Linked DNA regions of Homo sapiens: region 1 is linked to region 2. Evidence: read pairs that join two places in POLR2A ChIA-PET (ENCODE). Cell type or tissue: CD4-positive, alpha-beta T cell. All regions are shown on one strand. Each heading gives the region's core, and the rest is flanking DNA. Links, peaks and the distances in the headings are about the cores only. Region 1 overlaps ITGB1-DT (ITGB1 divergent transcript). Region 2 has its middle 33 kb from the start of CCDC7.

The links. ChIA-PET counts read pairs that join two places held together with the same protein. Peaks named below come from ENCODE experiments on the same cell type or tissue, not always from the same donor. Only the 100,000 strongest peaks of a DNase experiment are listed, where the experiment ranks them.
Region 1: POLR2A ChIA-PET joins it to region 2 with 6 read pairs; 2 of 35 experiments call an interaction of 5 or more read pairs at or near these places.

The regions. Positions count from the first base shown.
Region 1 is chr10:32,988,987-32,995,761 of GRCh38, forward strand. All of the region lies in intron 2 of ITGB1-DT (ITGB1 divergent transcript), which reads left to right. Among named protein-coding and RNA genes, the nearest start is that of ITGB1-DT, 9.8 kb to the left of the region's middle. RefSeq lists an enhancer at 6,389-6,775. In CD4-positive, alpha-beta T cell, for the core only: no CTCF peak of the experiment used is centred there; no DNase peak of the experiment used is centred there.
Region 2 is chr10:32,410,140-32,416,914 of GRCh38, forward strand. No RefSeq gene overlaps it. Among named protein-coding and RNA genes, the nearest start is that of CCDC7, 33 kb to the right of the region's middle. In CD4-positive, alpha-beta T cell, for the core only: no CTCF peak of the experiment used is centred there; a DNase peak (open chromatin) is centred at 3,622.

The DNA.
Region 1 (6,775 bases), core at 969-5,968, 580 kb after region 2:
CAGTAACAACCAAGCAGAACCGTTCTACTTTTGTCTCTCTGAATGTGACACTCTAGGTACCTTGTATAAATGGAACGATACAACATTTCCCCTTCTGTGTCTGGCTGATTTCACTTGGCATAATGTCTTCAAGGTTTCATCAACATTGTAGCATGTGTAAGACTTTTAATTCCTATTTTTTTTTTTTTTTTTTGAGGCAGAGTCTCACTCCGTCACCCAGGCTGGAGTGCAGTGGCGCCATCTCGGCTCACCGCAACCTCCACCTCCTAAGTTCAAGGGATTCTCCTGCCTCAGCCTCCCGAGTAGCTGGGATTGCAGGTTCCCACCACCATGCCTGGCTAATTTTTGTATTTTTAGTGGAGATGGGGTTTCACCATGTTTGCCAGTCTGGTCTCAAACTCCTGGCCTCAAGTAACCCACCCACCTTGGCCTCCCAAAGTGCTGGGATTATAGGCGTGAGCCACCATGCCTGGTCCTTCATTCCTTTCTAAAGCTGAATGACACCCCACTATGTGCCATTGCATGTATGTACCACATTTTGCTTATCCATTAATCCATCAGTGGACATTTGGGTTGTCTCCACCTTTTGGCTATTGTGAATGATGCTGCTATGAACATGGATGTAGAAATATCTGCTTGAACCCCTGCTTTCAATTCTTTTGGGAATATACCCAGAAGTGCCATTGCTGGATCTATGATAATTCTGTTTAACTTTCTGAAGAACTGCCATACTGTTTTTTTGTTTGTTTTGTTTTTGTTTCTTGAGACAGAGTCTGGCTCTGTCGCCCAGGCTGGAGTGCAGTGGCGCCATCTCAGCTCACTGCAACCTCTGTCTCCCACGTACAAATGATTTTCCTGCCTCAGCCTCCCCAGTAGCTGGGACTACAGGCGCGCTTCACCTCACCCAGATAATTTTTGTAGTTTTAGTAGAGACGGGGTTTCACCATGTTGCCCAAGTTGGTCTTGATCTCCTGGGGTCAAGCCATCCACCTGCTTTGGCCTCTCAAAATGCTGATATTACAGGTGTGAGCCACCATGCCCAGCCTGCCATATGTTTTTGTTGTTGTTGTTGTTGTTGTTTACTGTGGCTGCTGTTGTTTACATTTTCACCAGTAATGCGCAGGGGTACTGATTTCTCTACATCCTCATCAACACTTGCTATTCTCTGTTTTGTTTGTTTTTTTTCTTAAGAGTTGCCATTCTAAGGGTATGACCTAATTAGTTTTTAACTGGGTGAGAAGATGAAGAAAAAAGAGAGCAAATGAGCATGAGAATCCAGTAACAACCAAGCAGAACTAAAGACTCAAGACTTTCTATAAGCAGCCATGGACTATCCCTTTGCCTTGGCCTGTTATGGTTATTTCTGAAGCAGTGAGATCTCAATACACTAATAAGAAAACAGAGGCACACACCAGTTATGTTTTATGTCAACTAGGTTATGACTTCAAACTGTTATTCTCTGGAGTCATAAATAGAGCCTTTGGGTGAAACGACCTTATAAAAAGTCTTTTGGATACAATGTTAACTATTTTTTTGCATAGAATCCAGGATCACTTCCCAAATCCCTCTCCTTCACAAAGCATACTCTTTCTGAATATATATAGCAATTTATATATAATTCCAAATATATATGGCAGTTTAAGAACATACAATAAGGTCAAAGAATTCAGAAAAAAATAGAGGAAACTTAAGCATTTAGATCAGGATTATCACATGTGTGAATTGATATTACTTTATACTATTTTTCTCCAAAATCAGTGGAAACTCCCCAATTCCAGCATTTGTTAAGAGTCCAGTATTTAATCATTCCTTAAGTGCTCCCTTCCACTGCCCTCCCTGACACCTAAGCACACCCTTGGGTTCCCATGTCCTCAAAGTGCCATCTGCCTGACTACCACACCTGAGAGAGAACAGTACTCATATCAGAACAATTTAACCTTGCTATTGTTTCTCACTGACAAATGGAGTTTTGCTGCATATTTGTCATCCTCTGGCAACAGATGGTGCTGGTCTACTTCACAGCAATTCTGCTCCATCCTGGTGCCCTCATAATCCTCCTATAGGGAACAAGCTCAGCTGTGTGTGCTCCCAGCTCAAGTTCTCTCTTCAGTGAATACAACCATGCTCAGCAATTGCTCCCAGGACATAGACACTATACCCATCAGAATAGCTGCATTTGGAGGAACTTTTATAATAGCATCAGTTTTGTGCTAGTCCAAACCAGCTCTCTTCCACAAATTCTGGGGACTGGGCTTTAGTCTTGGTTACCAGTTTGGACACCCATTTCCTCAAGATAATTTTTGAAATAGACTTTATTTTTTAGAGCAGTTTTAAGTTCATAGCAAAATCAAGCAGAAAGTAGAGAGTTCCCATCTAGTGGTATACAGAATAGTTTACTGCTCCCAGAATCTTTCTATGTGCTGCCTATTCTTTCTCCCTCCCCACTATCTGCTGATCTTTTTATCTCTTTATAGTTCTGCCTTTCCTAGAATGTTGTGAAATTGCAATTATACAGTATTTAGCTTTTTTCGACTGGCTGCCTTCACTTAACATATGCATTTAAGTTTCTTCCCTGTCTTTGTTTCTTGAAACAGGATCTTGCTCTGTCACCCAGGCTGGAGTGTAGTGGCATGCTCTTGGCTCACTGCAACCTCCACCTCCTGGGTTCAAGCAATTCTCCTTCCTCAGCCTCCTGAGTAGCTGGGACTACAGGCGTGCACCACAACGCCTGGCTAATTTTTGTATTTTTAGTAGAGATGGGGTTTCACCATGTTGGCCAGGCTGGTCTTGAACTCCTGGCCTCAAGTGATTCACCCATCTCATCTTCCCAAAGTGCTGTGATTACAGGCATGAGCCACTGCACCCAGCTTGATAACTCTTTTTTTTGGTGTTTGTGGACCTAAATTTTAAACTTATTTGGGTAAATTCCAAGGAGTGCAATTGCTGGAATGTATGGTAAGAGTATGTTTAGTTTTCTAAGAAACTTCCAAACTGTCTTCCAAAGCGGCTGTACCATTTTGTATTCCTACCAGCAAGGAATGAAAGTTCCTGCTGCTTCACATCCTTACCAGCATTTAGAGTTATCTGTATTCTGAGTTTTGGTCATTCTAATAAGTGTATATAATGGTATCTCACTATTGTTTTTGGCAATTGACTAACAAAATTTGATGTTAAGCATCTTTAATATGTTTATTGGCCTTCTACATATCTTTTACGGTGAGGTATCTATTTGGATCTTTTGCCTACTTTTTTAACTAAGTTGTCTATTAGTCCATTCTCACGTGCTAATAAAAACATACCCGACACTGGGTAATTTGTAAAGGAAAAAAGTTTAATTGACTCACAGTTCAGCATGGCTGGGGAGACCTCACAATCATGGCAGAAGGCGAAGGAGGAGCAAAGGCACATATTACATGGCGGCAGGCAAAAGGCACGTCTTACGTGGCAGCAGGCAGGAGAGTGTGTGCACAGAAACTCCCCTTTATAAAACCATTAGCTCTTGTGAGATTTATTCACTATCTTGAGAGCAGCACAGGAAAGACTTACTCCCATGATTCAATTACCTCCCACTGGGTCCCTCCCACAACATGTGGGAATTATGGGAGCTACAATTCAAGATAAGATTTGGGTGGGGACACAGCCAAACCATATCAGGTTGTTTGTTTTCTTATTGTTGAGTTCCAAGAGTTCCTTGTATACATATTTTGGATAGCAGTCCTTTATCAGATAGGTCTTTGCAATTACTTTTCTCCCAGTCTGTTGCTTGTCTTCTCTCTACAGTGTCTTTTCCAGAGCACCTCAGGATAATTTTATTTCTGGAAACTCACATTTCTTTTATGCCACTGGGCCTTAGTTTGGACCAAAATTACTCTGTTTTAAAATTCCTTCCCCAGAGACTGCATTCTTCTTAAGCAGATTGAACCACATCCTCCCTAATAACCAATTTTGAATAGTAGGGACTCAGGTCAACTCTACTTAGTCACAGAAGGCTCTGTTATACCCAAATCTGATGACATGCTGTCTAGACACCCACATTTGCCTGAAAGGGTCACACAGATGACCCATGACAGGAAAAACATCAGACTAAAAAAACTTCTTGGGGCCAGGCACAGTAGCTTATGCTTCTAATCCCAGTACATTGGGAGGCTGAGGCGGGCAGATTGCTTGAGGCCAGGAGTTCCAGACCAGCTTGGCCAACATGATAAAACCCTGTCTCTACTAAAAATACAAAAATTAGCTGAGCATGCTGGCGTGCACCTGTAGTCTCAGCTACTGGGGAGGCTGAGATAGAAGAATTGCTTGAGGCGGAGGTTGCAGTGAGCTGAGATTCTACCACTGCACTCCAGTCTGGGCAACAGAGTGAGACTTCATCTTAGAAAAACAAAACAAAACAAAACAAAAACCTTCTTGATTAAAATATATAGTTCTAAAACTATTCTGTAGGACACTGTAATGATGGATATATATAATTATGCATTTGGCGAAACTTACAGAATGCATAACACAAGGAGTGAATCCTAAAGTCAACTATGGACTTTAATAATAATAATGTATCAATATTGGCTCATTAATTATAACAAATGCATCATACTAATTCAAGATGCTAGTAATAGGGAAAATTATGGATGTGTATGTGTGTGTAGTGGGTATATGGGAACGCTCTTTACTCTGTGACCAATTTTTCTGTTAATCTATAACTGTTCTAAAAAAATTCTATTAATTAAAATAAATACACTGCCTCAAATATATGTTTTATTTATATATCAATTTGGTTCATTTGTTTGAAGAACATTTTGCAATGGTGAAAACAACCATTAAGGTACTATCTTACATTTAATAAATGCTGATCAATTCATTAAGGTGAAAGTTTAATTATTTGAGCAATTAAATGTGGTATCTTTTTTTTTTTTTTTGAGACACTTGCTTTGAGTCTTGCTTTCTTTTTTGAGACACTTGCTTTGTCTCCCAGGCTGGGGTGCAGTGGCTTAATCCCGGCATACTGCAACCTCCGCCTCCTGGGTTCAAGTGATTCTCCTGCCTCAGCCTCCTGAGTAGCTGGGATTACAGGCATGCGCCACCACACCTGGCTAATTTTTGTATTTTTAGTAGAGACAGGGTTTCACCATGTTGGCCAGGCTGGTCTCGAACTCCTGATCTCATGATCCACCCACCTCAACCTCCCAAAGTGCTGAGATTACAGACTTGAGCCACCGCGCCCAGCCTAAATGTGGTATCTTAAACATACACCTTTGATATTCTGCCTCCCCACCATCCCCCTCCCCTACCAGTTCTTTATTAAAGCAACTCAACAAACATAGAAGGAGAAATTCTATCTGCCCTCCCCCACTAGTTCTTTATTAAAGCAACTCAACAAACATAGAAGGAGAAATTCTATCTGCCACTGGAAACTAAAAGGTATTCTTATACTTCTGAGATTGTGGAAGGCAAAATTCTTTTTTTTTTTTTTTAATTTAACTTTTAAGTCCAGGGGTACATGAGCAGGTTTGTTATATAGATAAACTTTGTGTCATAGGGGTTTGTTTTACAGATTATTTCATCACCCAGGTAGTATCCATTAGTTATTTTTCCTGATCCTCTACCTCCTCCCACTCTCCACCCTCTGATAGGCTCCAGTGTGTATTGTCACCCTCTATGTGTCCATGTGTTCTCATTTAGTTCCTACTTATAAGTGACAACATGCAGTATTTGGTTTTATGGTCCTGCATTAGTTTGCTAAGGATGATGGCCTCCAGCTCCATCCATGTTCCTGCAAAGGATATTATCTCATTCTTTTTTATGGCTGCATAGTATTCCACGATGTATATATACCACATTTTCTTTATCCAGTCTACCATTGATGTGCATTTAGGTTGATTCCATGTCTTTGCTGTTGTGAATAGGCCTGTGGTGAACATATGCATGCATGTGTTTTATGATGGGATGGTTTATAATCCTTTGGGAATACACCCAGTAATGGGATTGCTGGGTTGAAAGGTATTTCTGTTTTTAGGTCTTTGAGGAATCGCCACACTGTCTTCCACAATGGTTGAACTAATTTACACTCTCATCAACAGTGTACAAGCGTGGAAGGCAAAATTCTAAGCGGGTCCCAACTCCCAACCCCAGATGTACATAGCTTATTTGTGGAGGAAATGCGGGAGTGTGGAGGGAATCTTTGACTATCACGGGATAATTGCTCCATTAATTAGACTGCATCATGTGGCACATGGTGGTGGCATAATCACTCCCTTCATTGCATCACATTTTATGAGACTCCCATGGAGCAGATTGGAAGAAAGTTAGAAGTCAGAGATTTGCTTCTGCTGACCTGGAAAAGAGCAAATGAACTGCCTTTGAAGGCCATGTGGCAAGAGACTGCAAGTGGCCTTTAAGAACTGAGGGTAGTTCCTAGCAAGAACACAGGGATCTCGGTCATACAGTCGCAAGGAAGTGAATTCTGCCAGACACCCAAATGAGCTTGGAAGAGGACCTGGAGCTCCATATGAGAACTGTAGCTACGGCCAACACTGATTGTAGCCTTGCAGGGGATCCAGCTGTACCTGGACTCCTGGACCGTGGGAACCATGAGATAACAAATGCGTGCTGATTTAAGCCATTAAGTTGTGGTACTTTGTTACACAGCAAGAGAAAATGAATACAGAGGGTGTAGAGTGGAAATCACATTACAGGAAAGACCATGTGCTCTTGCTCACCTTTCCTGGGGAAGCCCGTGGACTCCGTGGTCAGAAGCCTTGTTTGAGGGGGTCCTCTCACT
Region 2 (6,775 bases), core at 1,188-6,187:
ATGTGTTGCTCAAAGTTGATGTGTTGGAAACTTAATTTCCAATGCAACAATGTTGGGAGGCAGGGCCTAATAAGAGGTAATTAGGTCATGAGGGCTCTGTCCTCATGAACGGATTAATGTAGTTATTAGGAGAGTGGCTTTGTTATAAAGGCGAATTTGGCCCCCTTTTGCTCTCTCTACAAAGCTTTTTCCAACTTTTCCATATGGTACTTGTTGACTATCTGTCTTGGGTTGGTATTTAGACCTGGATGGAGTTTACCACCCACTGTAAACTGCATTCCCAAGCAACCCAACTCCAGGAAGATCTGGGCTTGGTTAACCAGGCCTGCTACCAGTCTCACACTGTTCACATTCTCCATCAGCACTTGGGCCTGAGCTGCACTAGGGAGTGAGTCTTCCATACATCACATTTTCCACTCCTGACCACTGGGCAAGGATTCAGCACTAGGTTCTTCCCAATTCACTCGCCATTATTAGAGAGAATTTTTGTTAGTTTCTTTTCCGCTGATGACGAATATGTTTAAGTCCAGCAGGCTGCTATGCCTGATCTGAGGTTGTGAAACATACACCTTAACTAATACAGAGAGAAAGCAAAGGCAAGTGGCTGTCTAATGGAAGAATGTCCTAGGCAGGGGTAACAGCATGTGCAAAGGCCCTGGGGCAGCAGCATGTTCGTCACAGCAAGGAACAACAAGGAGGCCAGAGTGGCTGGAGTGGGGTGAGAAAGGAAACGAGATCAGAGAAATAAAGTGTGTGCAGATTGCGTAGGTTCGTAGAGCCTAAAAACATTTAACGAAGGATCTATAAACTGGAGCTAGAAACACAAAGAACATTTGGATTAATACAAAAGGAGAGAGAAGGTAGGTGACAATTCTATGAACTCGAATACAGGCTGCTGGGACAAATGCATGATATAGGTGTCACATTCTTAAGTGGATTCTAAATCTAGCATAGATGTTTTATGCTCTAGTGAGAAGTATATGGGCTTTGTAACTATATAAACAAGCTCAAATTCAAGCAGAGTGATTTTAGGAAAACTGGTAAAATTTTCCAAGACTCAACTTCAATGTCTGTAAAATAGATATGTGAAATGTACATAACCATTGTATGTTAAATGAGTATAATACCTATCGTAGAGTTAGAATATGAGAAGCTATTCTAGGCTACCTACTTTATTCCACCATCTGTAATCAAATCCGCGTTGGTTAACATTTCTTTTCTTTGTTCTTAAGGATGAGACACTGTTACAGTTTCTTCTCAAAGAACATTAAAAAAGTCTATTAACAGAAACACTTGAGATAATCTGCACCTGCTATAGCCATAGATGAAAGCCATCATCACCTTTCTCTTAGTTTGCAGATAGGCTTTAAAAAATATTCATTTTATAATACATATGTCCCTAAACCTCACAAGCCTGTGGCTACAAAATAAGGTCTCATCTAAAAAATATTTAAACTGTAACAACTTTGAGACCCCACACTAGTTTAGCAAAGTCCAGTCTTTCTCTCATCTCTCATGGGCAGTGCTGATTTTTAGTGTACTTCTTTATAAAAATATCTTTTTCTATTTTTATCTGTGTTATCTGTTCTTACTTTTCTCCTTATACTATAAGACCAGCCCATGTTCACAGTCTGGTGTACAGCTTAAGCTACTTTTCCTATATGTATATATTTATTTATAAACATATTCATACATACACATACTTTTTCACTTGTCTTACATATATGGAATTATACACACTCCTGTGAATGTTACTTTTGTCATTCAATAATATTGTCTGGAAATCTATCAGCACTGACTAATTTCACCCATTGTGCCCTTGATAAGCAAACAAAAACAAACAAAACAAAACAAAATACTTGTTCCATGTTGCCAAAGAACAATCCACAGAACAATTGGGGGAAATATAACTAAAGAGCTCCTTCATGTAATTTTTCCAAAACAAAGGAAATCTGTTCCAAGGGATAATTGATGTCACTACTGCTTGTGGCAGAAAATGTCTGGCAACTTTTAAATAAAACTTTTTCAGATTGAGAACAAAAGAAAACAAAACAAAAATAAAAATAGAGCCCTACTTTCACCAGGCACCCTGTAGCAGCCTGATGTGTTAACTGGTTTTGGAAAAGAACCCAAGTGATAGTCTTGATATAGAATATTGGGAGTGCTGGGATCCACCCAGAAGTTTCTTAATGCTCTTAAGTGGGCAATGCCTGCTATCTGATGCCAAAATTTCACCAGAGGAAAAATGATGCCCCACCATTAATAGACTAAAATCAGCAGGATAAAAACGACAAGTAGTAAATGTTAGGTTGTACGCTTATGTTAGTCAATTTCACACATTTTACTAGCATAGAAAAGGGAGAACTGGTGGTAGAAGTTGATGGGAAGGATGGTTAGGCAGTTTTAGCAAATTTCAAGTTTAACATGAGCAAATAGTGTTAAGCAGTTATTAAGTAAGCAGTGCAATCTAGGACTCTATTAATAGAAGTGTACTGCTCAGATCCCAGTGAGTAATGGACGCTTTATACTTTTGTGGTCAGCCCTTATTTGGAGTTCAGAGGTAGGTGCCTCGTTTTGAGAGGTATGCTGAAAAACCTCCTCCAGGGAGGATAATTATAGGGGATTGGGTTGTAATTTCACTTGAAAGGTTCTAGTTTTTTTTTTTTAAGAGAAAAACAGTCTGAATTAAATTTTTAAAAATGCTAACATTTATTCATTGTAAGGGGTAGGTACATGAGAGTTGGGAAAAAAAATTTATACTTTATAATAGTAGCCATAAATACTTTCCCAACTTAATCACCACTGATAATTTCTCACTAATCTTGTCATTAGCCTCTTGTTTTGGGCATGCTCATTACCTCTTTTAGTGACTAGGTTCTTTTTGGCTATGCTACATATGCCGTTCTCTATATTAGGAATCCAATTAATATTTATATTTGCTTTTTGTTTTATTTTTATTTTATTTTATTTTATTATTTTGTTACAGGGTCTCATTCTGTCGCTTAGGCTGGAGTGCTGTGGTGCGATCTCAGCTCACTGCAACCTCCACCTCCCGGGTTTAAGCGATTTTCTGGCCTTAGCCTCCTGAGTAGCTGGGATTACAGGCACCTGCCACCACACCTGGCTAAGTTTTGTATTTTTAGTAAAGACGAGGTTTCACCATGTTGGCCAGGCTGGTCTCAAAGTCCTGACCTCAAGTGATCTGCCTGCCTAGGCCTCCCAAAGCACTGGGATTACAGGCATGAGCCTATTTTTATTTTTTAAAATGTAAAAAATCCAGTAAGTATAGATTGAGCATTTTCCAAATCCCAGATGCATTAGCTGGGGCAAAGGGTAAGTCATGGGAAGAGATCCAGTGATGCAGCCTAAAGAGCAAAGAAGTTTATTTCCCTTCCACATAATAGTCCAAGGTGTCCAGTTCAGGTGAATGGGACAGCTTTTCTCTGGGCAGTCACAGAGTGACTCAGGTTCCTTCGGTGTATGGCTCCACCATCTCTATGGCCTTGCTGTTGTCTGCGTGGAGGCTGAGTCAGAGTCCTGTCTGGGTTCTAGTCAGCTGGGAAGAGAGAAAAGGGCAAGGAGAAAACATAACCACTTCTAAGACAGAAACTCAGAAGTGTTCATCATCACTTATGTTCATTACCCATTGCTAAGAACTTAGTCACCAGTAAGTAGGTCATCTAACAGAAAGGGAGGTCTGAAAATGTAGTTTAACCACATGCTCAGGAGGAAGGGGAGAATGAATTTTTGGTGAACCACTGCAGACTAGTCTCCACCTTACTAGATGATGCACTACGTGCATGAGAATTTTCCCTTCTCTTCTTTCTCTATCCAGGACACTTGTTCTCTTTAAAATCCACTTCATATCTTCTAGGATACATTTTCTAAATAGACAATCCTCTCTGCATTTTAAAATTATGTCTATAATATAAATTTCATTTTATTCAACATCTTTAAATCTGTCAATTCGTATTGATTAATACCTACTGTGTGCCAGTTATTACACTGACAGCAAGAATTAGGTAGTAAGGAAAATAGATACAGTTCCTGCCCCTCATAGAACTTAAGAGACCAGTGGGGGAAACAGATACTGTATATTTACTTAAGTTATTAAAGGCACAGTGAATAATTTTAAGTGTAATCTGAATTAAATGTATAAGTTAATTAAAAGTAGAAGTAGACGTCATGATGAGTGCTATGAAGGCATAGAACACAGTACCTTGAAAAATTATAAAGAAGGTTCTGTTTTAGACTGGACGTTTGAGGAAGGCATAGTGAACATGAATCAACTTACGTTTAAAATTTAGAATTACATCTCATTTGAATCTCTTTTTCTCAGCTGAGTGCAAAAGAATGCAACCAGGATGAAAAGAGTTCTAGAGAGGTGACATGAGAGGACTTCTCGAAAGATCCCTTGTCTTGAGAAAACTTAAGTACTGGCGGAGTGGGAAATGGGATCAGGGAGGCGGGGTAGCACATGTTATAGCGGTTTCCAGATACTGAGCGGCTGTCATACAGAAGAGAGACTACATTTGCTTTACTCCCAAGGATAAAACTAGGAACAATTAGAGGGAGCTGAAGAGATGAAGCTTTTAGATCAATAAAAAACAAACAAACAAACAAAAACACACACACAGCAAACCAAAACGTTCCATCAAATAGAGTATCTAAAAGACGATCTCATTAGATGGTGTCATTCCACAGAGGTGGAATGACAGTCTGTCAGGCACACTGGGGAACAAATTCCTAAACAGGATTAGAAGTTTACTAACACAGGCCGGGCGCGGTGGCTCACGCCTCTAATCCCAGCACTTTGGGAGGCTGAGGTGGGTGGATCACGAGGTCAGGAGACCATCCTGGCTAACACAGTGAAACCCCGTCTTTACTAAAAATACAAAAAATTAGCCACGTGGTGGCGGGCGCCTGTATTCCCAGCTACTCCGGAGGCTGAGGCAGAAGAATGGCGTGAACCCGGGAGGCGGAGCTTGCAGTGAGCTGAGATCGTGCCACGGCACTCCAGCCTGGGCTACAGAGTGAGACAACGTCTCAAAGAAAAAAAAAAGAAGTTTACTAACATAATTGCTCAAATCCTTTCTAAGGTTTTTCGGGATTTTCCTTCTTTCATGCACAGTATACCGATTAGTAAGGTAAAAACATTGTAACTTTAGCTGTGAGGTCAGAAAACGTTGAACATAAAAAATCTCGAAAAATTATAATTAATATATTTTTTAAATTGATCTGTTTTGCTAATGATTTAGAAATAACTGTACAATAGTTTGGAGATATTAAGTGACTGGAGAATGGTATATAAGAAGCACATTTAGTGCTTTTTAGGTGCTAGATCCTAATCTACTCCGTAGGCTTTGAAACAGACCTACAGGACAGAATGTGAAGTAGTATAATATGTTCTCAGGCTGACATTTCTGTTAATGGTGTTTATCTTTATGGCTCCTTTTAGCAACATGGATGGTAAATGTAATTGGTAGAAATGTATAATCACAGCCAGAGGATATTATTAAATAAGAAAAATACAGATGCTTCTCCTCTTAATGAGGTTATGCCCCAATAAACCCATTGTAAGTTGAAAATATCGTGAGTCAAAATTGCATTGAATACACTAACCTATCAAACATCATAGCTTAGCCTAGCCAACCAGAAACATGCTCAGAACACTTCAATTAGCCTCTAGTTGGGAAAATTCATTTAACACAAAGCTTATTTTATAATAAAATGTTGAATGCCTCATGTAATTAATTAAATACTGTCACCATGTTAGCCAGGATGATCTCCTGACCTTGTGATCCACCCGCCTTGGCTTCCCAAAGTGCTGGGATTACAGGCGTGAGCCACCGAGCTTGGCCTTTTTATTTTTTTTAGAGATAGGGTCTTGCTCTGTCACCCAGGCTGGAGTGCAGTGGCATGATCATGGCTCACTGCAGCTTGGAACTCCTGCACTCAAGTGATCCTCCTGCTTCAGCCTCCCAAGTAGCTGGGACTATAGGTGTGGGCCAACCTGCCTGGCTACTTTTTAATTTTTTTTTTTTTTTTTTTGTAGAGACAGGGCCTTGCTATGTTGCCCAGGCTGATCTTGAACTCCTGGCCTCAAGCAATGCTCTCCCATCAGCCTCCCAAAGTGCTGGGATTACAGATGTTAGCCACTACACCTGGTCAGGACACTGTTTTCTGTCAGGTACCTTGATAGTTACTTCCAGCTCCAAAATCTCATGCTAATTAAGTTAAGAAACTCTCAAAGTTTTTTCCCAAAGTTTTCTCCATAAATGCTAGATTAACTTTGTTTTTAATTTTCTTCTCAGGATTCAGTATAGTTAGAAAGAAAAGTGAAAATAATGTAGAAAGGGTAAGAAGAGTATTTCTTACCTTAATTTGCCAAACTTTCATTATAATAAACCTCTTATTTTCCAGTATTAGACAATTATTGCCCTCTGCTACTTATCAACTGTGAACTCTTAAGCAACGGATTTGTCCTTTTTATACCTAAAGTTTTTGATTTTCAAAATCAGGATTAGAATATCTACTTTCAGGTTTATGATGAGAATTTACTACGATAATCTATGTAAAAGGACCTCACACAGTGATGAGCCTATATTGGGACTAAATGCCCACTTACTTTATTTTTTCTTCCAACTACGTACTTAAAAATATTCTATTCGGCCGGGCGCGGTGGCTCACGCCTGTAATCCCAGCACTTTGGGAGGCCGAGGCGGGCGGATCACGAGGTCAGGAGATCGAGACCATCCTGGCTAACACGGTGAAA